Regions from separate parts of the Homo sapiens genome. Here region 2 is linked to region 1. Evidence: chromatin contacts called from ENCODE Hi-C or POLR2A ChIA-PET data. All regions are on one chromosome and are shown on one strand. The core of a region is the stretch at or near the end of the contact, and the rest is flanking DNA. Distances in the headings are between cores, read along the strand shown.

Region 1 (3,362 bases), core at 292-2,791:
CTGAATTATTTGCTTCCAAGATGTTTTTGGATTGTCTAAAACAGGGTTAATTATTTCAGCTAATGAGTGGATTATTTATTATAATTATTTATGCACTGCCAGGGGAACATGAGGTGCTTTCCACACAGGCTTAAGTTGCCAAGGAACACAGTTGACCCTTGAGAAATTAAATAACTGGAGGCCAGTTTTATACTGATACACATATGCATTATTGATGCAGGCTTTTATGAGACAGTCTAGAAATGTCTTGTGCCCTTTGAGTTGATCATGAAAATCAGGCAAGCCTATCTTGAAACTTTTGTGGGCATGTATTCAACCTTCTTCATAATCTATATTTAATTTCCTTGACAGTCATCTTTCCTCAGATTTTGCTTTTAATCCTTGCTATAAGAACCACTACTCATCAAAATGTCCATTTTCATAAGAGGTGGGAGGAAGGCTTCCTAGAGGGGAGTGTCTGCTTTGAAGGAGGAAGCAGAGGGTTAGAGAAATCAAAATATCAATTATCTGTAAGGTCGGCTGCTGCAGAGCAAAGCTATAAAACCGAGAGAGTTTACTGCAAAAGGGTGCCCCCTGCTGGGGACTCTTTGAACTGCACGGTCATCCGTTCTGAAGATTTAGCTCAGCTCAGCCCAGAAACCTAATGCAGCTGCTGGAGAGGGGCCTCCTTCCCCCAGCACACAACTCGTGGTCCCAGACATCTCTCCCAGATGTTTCTTTATGACCCGTCAAAATGTTTGCTAAATATCATCTGTTAATTTCCCAAACATCCTGGCTCTAGTTCTTTTATGTGTAACCTGATTCAAGATCTTAAAATAGCTGACAGCAAAATAAAATATAAAATAAAACATGAAGGTGCATTTGTCCTGAAACATCAACAAAGTGTGCTGTTCAGTAGGATTCCAATCTCAAAGGACATTTATTCATCACGATGGCAGACTGGTCAGGTGTTTGGCGATCATCCCTAGTCTTCAGCTTTTTAATCATGAGATTTTAAAAAATGTCACCATCTGTAGGGAGAGCTATTGGTCTCAACCTCAGTTTGTTGTGGTGGCAGTCACTCTCCACCCTCAGCAAGTACCTCACAGCAGGACTTTGGTGCAATTGTTAAGGAGGTAGCATTGCTGCTGTCAGCCTCTCTTCGTGGATGAGGTCTGGCAATTTCTCCTCTGAGGCTGGTACCAGGCTCCATTTGATGAAAGAATTCACATTCCTCCTAAGGACTGTTTGGATTGTAAGACGGGATTCGTGGATGGAAAAGTGCTTACTGCAAAAGGAGTTTCTAGTGATGAAATACTTTCATCTGGAGAAATGGAAATGGTGGAGCCCACCCATCAAATCACACACCAGGGTTCCTCTACCCCTCAGTGGATAGAGGATCAGTTGCCATGGCAACCAAACCTTCAGCAGTTGCCCTCCAGACAGTGTAGGCTGGTTCTGGCAGGAGGGCTGACGTCAGGAGGTGGGAGGAAGTGGGGAGGAAGTCCACCCTTGAGGCCAGGCTGCTCAGGCCCTTAACACACCCACAAGTCCCCTGGATAGAGGGAAGTAGGTCCAGCTGCAGCTCTGCTCCAGGAAGCTGGGAGCCTGCAGCTGGTCTGGGAACCTTTTGTGCTAAGGGAGGTCTGTGAAGACAAGCAGTCACTGATTATAGGATATTTCATCAGAGCAGCTGCAATTGATCAGCTCCTGAATCAGTGCCTCTCAGAAGGTCCACCCTTAGAAACTTCCCAAGCTGCGTGCGTCACACATTATCTGAAAGGCTCTACTACTGTCACAGTTGTTTTAAAGGGAAAGGCAACCTTAAACAAAAATTTTCCCCTAAGCAGCTGTTAGGATAGGTAACTGATTCTCTGTGTTCCGTAGACTAGCAGCATCATGTCACCTGGGAAACTGATGGAAATGTGCCCCATCCCAGACATACTGAGGAAGAAACTTTAGTATACGGCCCAGGAATCTGTGTTTGTACAAGCTCTCTGGGTTATTCTGATACACACTACAGTTTGAGTACCAAGGAAATGGGTAATAAGTACATAATTTCATTAATACAGGAATATATAATGGAAACGAGTTGGGTGGGGGGGAGGTGAAATGGTGAACCAAACCCTCTCTAACTAAGATGAGGCCACATGTAGGTTCTTCATGCACAGAACCTATTGGTTTCCTCTTCTTCTGGAACCTAGCCCATCTTTAGTGTCCTGTTGAGTCTGGACAGATAGCAGTACTGTCCCCATCTTTGACATCATTCTTATGGAAGACACCAATGTATTCAATGATGATCAGCTTTCTAGTGGAGTTTCCAATAGCCCATTGCAGGGAAACACAGGGACTGCCAAATTGCTCGAGAGCTTTCTAAAGCCATTCACAAGGTATCTCAAACCAGCTACATAAAGGAAAACTTTGGCTTCAGTAACTGTGATAGGCTTCAGAAGATAGTTGTAGGATGAGTGATCACAATGAACTATTATTAAGAGGCTGACAATTTTTTCACAGGGCACTGTGGTGTTTAGAAGGTTGTTTTGATCCTTATCTTTTTAGCCATTCGAAAAGTGCTTGGCCCAGGTCACTCTTAAAAAGGAGGACCTGAGTAACAGCTGCCCTTGATGGAGGGCTTACTATCTACTAAACCAGCACAACAATCCAACTTCTCACTCAGTTCTCACCACATCCCTATAAAGTAGGTGCTTTTAATTTCCCCTATTGAGCAGTGAAAGAAAATGAGCCAGATGAGAAGTAACTTGCCCAAATTCCCAAAGCAAATAAGGGGCCACTCCAGGATTAGAACCCTGAGTAGTCTGACTCCAGAGACCATGGAATTAACCACAACCTCCCTGAAGCCCTAGACCAAAGGCCACCTGCTTTCCAGATCTCTGTAGAAACCACCTCTTCCTCTGTATACCACTCCTAATATTGCCACTGATAATTTGCAGAATTTTACATTGATGATCTCATTTTATATTCACAACAGTCCTATAAAGTAGACAGCTGTATCAAGGTTCCTATGTTACAGATGAGGAAACTGAGGTTCCAACTAGCCCAGCAGCCTGTCTGAAATTATAGTTCATACGAGGCTGAGCCAAGGTTCAGACTTGGAAGCACATTCACTTTTGATACACTCCATTCACTCACTTAGCTCATCATGGCTTGCATCCAAATTATTTATGTTGAAATCTGTGGTTATCAGCTATTGATGGCAGACTTTCTGAGTTAGTAACCACTTTTTTTCTTTTAAATATTCAGGAGATGAGGACTTAGAACTTTTAAAAACTATTACTTATTTTTGTATTACAAAAGTGGTACATGTTTATAATAACATGTCAAACAATTTCAGAAGCCTGTTAACCTTTTTATATTCCCCATAG
Region 2 (3,362 bases), core at 233-2,732, 200 kb after region 1:
AACTAATGCTGCAAAGGCAAACAGATGGAAGAGCAACGCGTGTGCGTGTGTGTATGTCTCCTAAAATGAATATGTTTGAAGGAAAGAGAATGACAAAATCCTCCAAATTTGGATTCCAGTGTGGATATAGGCTTACAGCTAACATTATTTGATTATTTCTTTCACATTCAGTCATTCCAATATGTTTACAAATTATTTTATTCAAAATACATACATCTGAACAGATATTAACAGATGACCCTAACAGATACTAGGTACAATTGATGACAAACTATCCATATCATCTGATCATCTTAGGTTTTAGTAGAATGCCATCTAGTAGACAGATTTAAACAAAGAAAGCATTTGTTCCGACTCGAGGGCATCCTTTAGGTGGCTTTGTGGCTCACCTAGTTAGGAAGACCTGAAAAGGATGTGGTGCAGAGCTCCGGGGAGGGAAGCAAGGGTTTCAAATCCATGACTAAGAAACAGAAAATTGTTCATTTTAAAATGTCATCTGTGGCTGAAGTGTTGAAGAATTTGAATCTGCGTATTGTGATTCTTCCACCTTTTCAAACTCTAAAATTAGGCCAGGAATTACATATATCAAATACTATGCAAAATGTAAAACAGGCATGCCGTTTATGGCTCTCTACGTAAGGTGGAAATTAAATCTTCAGCCTCCAATAAAATTGTATTTCTGTAATAAAACTGCTGCACCTTGACTCTAGACTACATTGAATCCCAAATTAAACACTCCATTTGCTGTACTGTAACAAGCAAAAGGGTTTGCTACACTGAACAATATTACAGATAGGAAAAACGTATTCTTTTTTGCTTTATCACCTATGTAGAGACCACGAAAACAGGCTAATTCCTCATCTCTTCTTTCTCAGAACACAACATGTTTTGATATGGGAAATTTTAAAATTCTATCTTTCATTGCTAAAATTTATATTTCTTCCTAATTCTATAAATCAGCATAGATGACTAGGCCTAAAAAAAGTCAACCAAGTAGGATATTTACTACAAAATGTCTACTGCATTTCATGGATAACTCAGGCTTATAAGCAGAAACAGCTGGTGTGCTAAAGGCTAGGTACATTTCTTTATGCATTATGTATAATTCCCCATAATGTACATGCAACATTCACTCCACATCCATATCTGAAGTGCACACATACTGCTACATGATCTATGAAAGTTTTAAACTTAGGATCTGTTAATACATATGTATTTATCTCACCCAGTGTTGATTTAGAAGAAATTAGACTGGATGTTCTTTTAAGCAGTCTAATTCTATAGTTTTTTTTTCCCTCACCACGCCATGGCCCAGCCAGCGCTGACTTCTGGCATTTGTAAAGTGTCTGTAATAGAAATGAAAGCCTACCCAGGGTGAGGAATAGAAAGCAATGAATACTAATGTTGCTTCTTCTTACCAACTAAAGTGCAGGCGAACAAGACAGGAAGCTGTCTGTGCCTCTCTGTCTCGGCCGTCCTCCCTTGGCTCTGCCAAGCCACCCTCTAGTGGACTGAGGGGGGAATTTCCTTTCCTGGCTGCCTCACTCGGCTATTCATTTGATAAATGAGCTCCCCTCCCCCTCTCTCAGGAGATGGTAGATATTATTAACCTTCAAGCACGATACAGCGAGATGAATGTTAATCATGAAGGGATTTCTCATCAAGTTTAATGGTGTAAGACATAGAGAAGTTGTGTTAGCAGTTTCAATCCTGCTAAAAATGCTAATTGTTATGTTTCATATGATAGGTGAGGATAATAGGAAAATGGCAACAGCTTCAGCGTTTCCATTTGGAAGTTGTTGCCCATAATTTTGAGGCAAATATAGAGGAAAAGATTACGGTCCTTAGTATGAATGACTTGTGAAGAGGCTAATTTAGGGCTGCTTCTTTGGAGACATTGGAGATTTGAGGCTTGACATCTACTGAGCTCAAGAAAAGAGAATTTTCTGCTGGGAAGAACTAAAGCCAAAAGAAGAAATTTTGGACCTAGAAAGAACATGAGTCTATGGTAAGGGATACAAGGTTATAGTGTTGAGTACTGATCTTTTGAGCACTTTCTGTCTTCTACATTTTTCTCTGTGTTTCACTGGCACTTTTGCCAACATGTAGAGGTAATCTTTTTTTTAAAGCAGTTATTTCATCCTGACCTAGGAATCATAGTAAGTGCACTTAGGAGTCCTAGATGAACCCCAAGAGAAATGCCATTTTTGTTTTTCTCAACATGTCCCTTTCCTTGCCCCATGAGTTGTTACCCATGCTCTGGCATAAGGACACCCTACTGTCCCCAGCTTCAATGACCCCAGTCTTGCAGAGTTGGCTTCTCATGTAGCTCTGTTGTTTGTCCTGGTCCCTAACTGTTTGAGCTGGGGTTCTTTCGGGGCACATACACACACAAGTGGGGATCCTGGAATGTTATATGAGCAATGTCTTCAGTGTATACTTTTACTTGACTTTGATTACCCTAAATTCTATTGCTCAACCCTAAACTTCTATAGTAGCTCATGGTGTTACCTGTGAATGAACTGGAAAGCATTTTGCTGCAAGGAAGCTTATCAGTTGAATGTGGGCCTTGAAAAATTTCCTTGTAATTTCATAGTTTATGTGTTCAGTTTGACTTTAGAAAGCATCTAAATGATAAATGCAAATTCAAAAATAATCCATTAAGGATATGAGCCTATGTGGATATGGACCTTTTTAACTGTATTGTCCCAGTTTTCATATGTAGCTTTTGTCATCATTTTTTTACAGACTCCTATAAAATGGAGTCAACATAGAGAAAATATGTGATTCTCCAGGTGCTAACATGAGATGGGATATCAATGACTAACATTATTTTCCCATCAATAATGATAATTATACTAATTAGTCCAGGCATCACACCTGTGTAAAATCCCTATCCCTATTTTACAGATGAAGTCACTGAGACACCAAAGGTTAATTGCTTGCCCAAAGCCATGTAGCAACTTGGTGAGTACCAGTATTTAAAATCTTACACTCTTGCTTCCTTAACAATGGAACAAAGTTATTGCTTGTATCACAGGAGATTGGTGTCAATGAACAATGGAGCAAAGGGGTCACATATTGCTTGTTTTAAAATTGTAGACTCTTTCTCATATTAATGGAGTCCTTTACTGTGTTTTCCAGGTTGAAGTTACTTTAGTGTCGAAAGCTCCACATATGTGCTTTTCGCAAAATCAATAGTCACCCCATGCAAACGAAGAGATGGTAATTAGAGATGGGACAGACCCCAACATATCCTTCATTTGAAGATAGAATAAATTCAGCAAGATACCTAATTATTATCATCATCTTTCACAAAAACATATGTGATTTTTCCCCCCTACCCAAATGTTTTAGTGAAA

Evidence for each region. A loop is a pair of places that touch in the nucleus more often than their neighbours do. ChIA-PET counts read pairs that join two places held with the same protein, here RNA polymerase II (POLR2A). Pooled maps may share reads with other maps.
Region 2: a loop to region 1 is called in a map of CD8-positive, alpha-beta T cell, with 11 times the contacts of the local background. The contact joins two enhancer-like sites. A Hi-C loop is called at or near these places in 19 of 168 maps with a recorded cell type or tissue (CD8-positive, alpha-beta T cell, Calu3, K562 and 14 more), 10 of 37 single-sample maps with no recorded cell type and 20 of 50 pooled maps. POLR2A ChIA-PET finds 5 or more read pairs at or near these places in 2 of 52 experiments (A549 and AG04450).

The regions. Positions count from the first base shown.
Region 1 is chr2:176,454,535-176,457,896 of GRCh38, forward strand. No RefSeq gene overlaps it. Among named protein-coding and RNA genes, the nearest start is that of NRAL, 51 kb to the right of the region's middle. RefSeq lists silencers at 407-701, 618-667. Within about 2 kb of position 1,542, at least 9 of the 41 ENCODE cell types and tissues checked have a DNase peak (open chromatin) inside an H3K27ac peak, as active enhancers do.
Region 2 is chr2:176,652,554-176,655,915 of GRCh38, forward strand. LINC01117 (long intergenic non-protein coding RNA 1117) reads left to right here. Exons shown (of 4, transcript NR_110599.1): 3 at 2,911-2,967; 4 at 3,145-3,362. Among named protein-coding and RNA genes, the nearest start is that of LINC01117, 16 kb to the left of the region's middle. Within about 2 kb of position 1,483, at least 3 of the 41 ENCODE cell types and tissues checked have a DNase peak (open chromatin) inside an H3K27ac peak, as active enhancers do.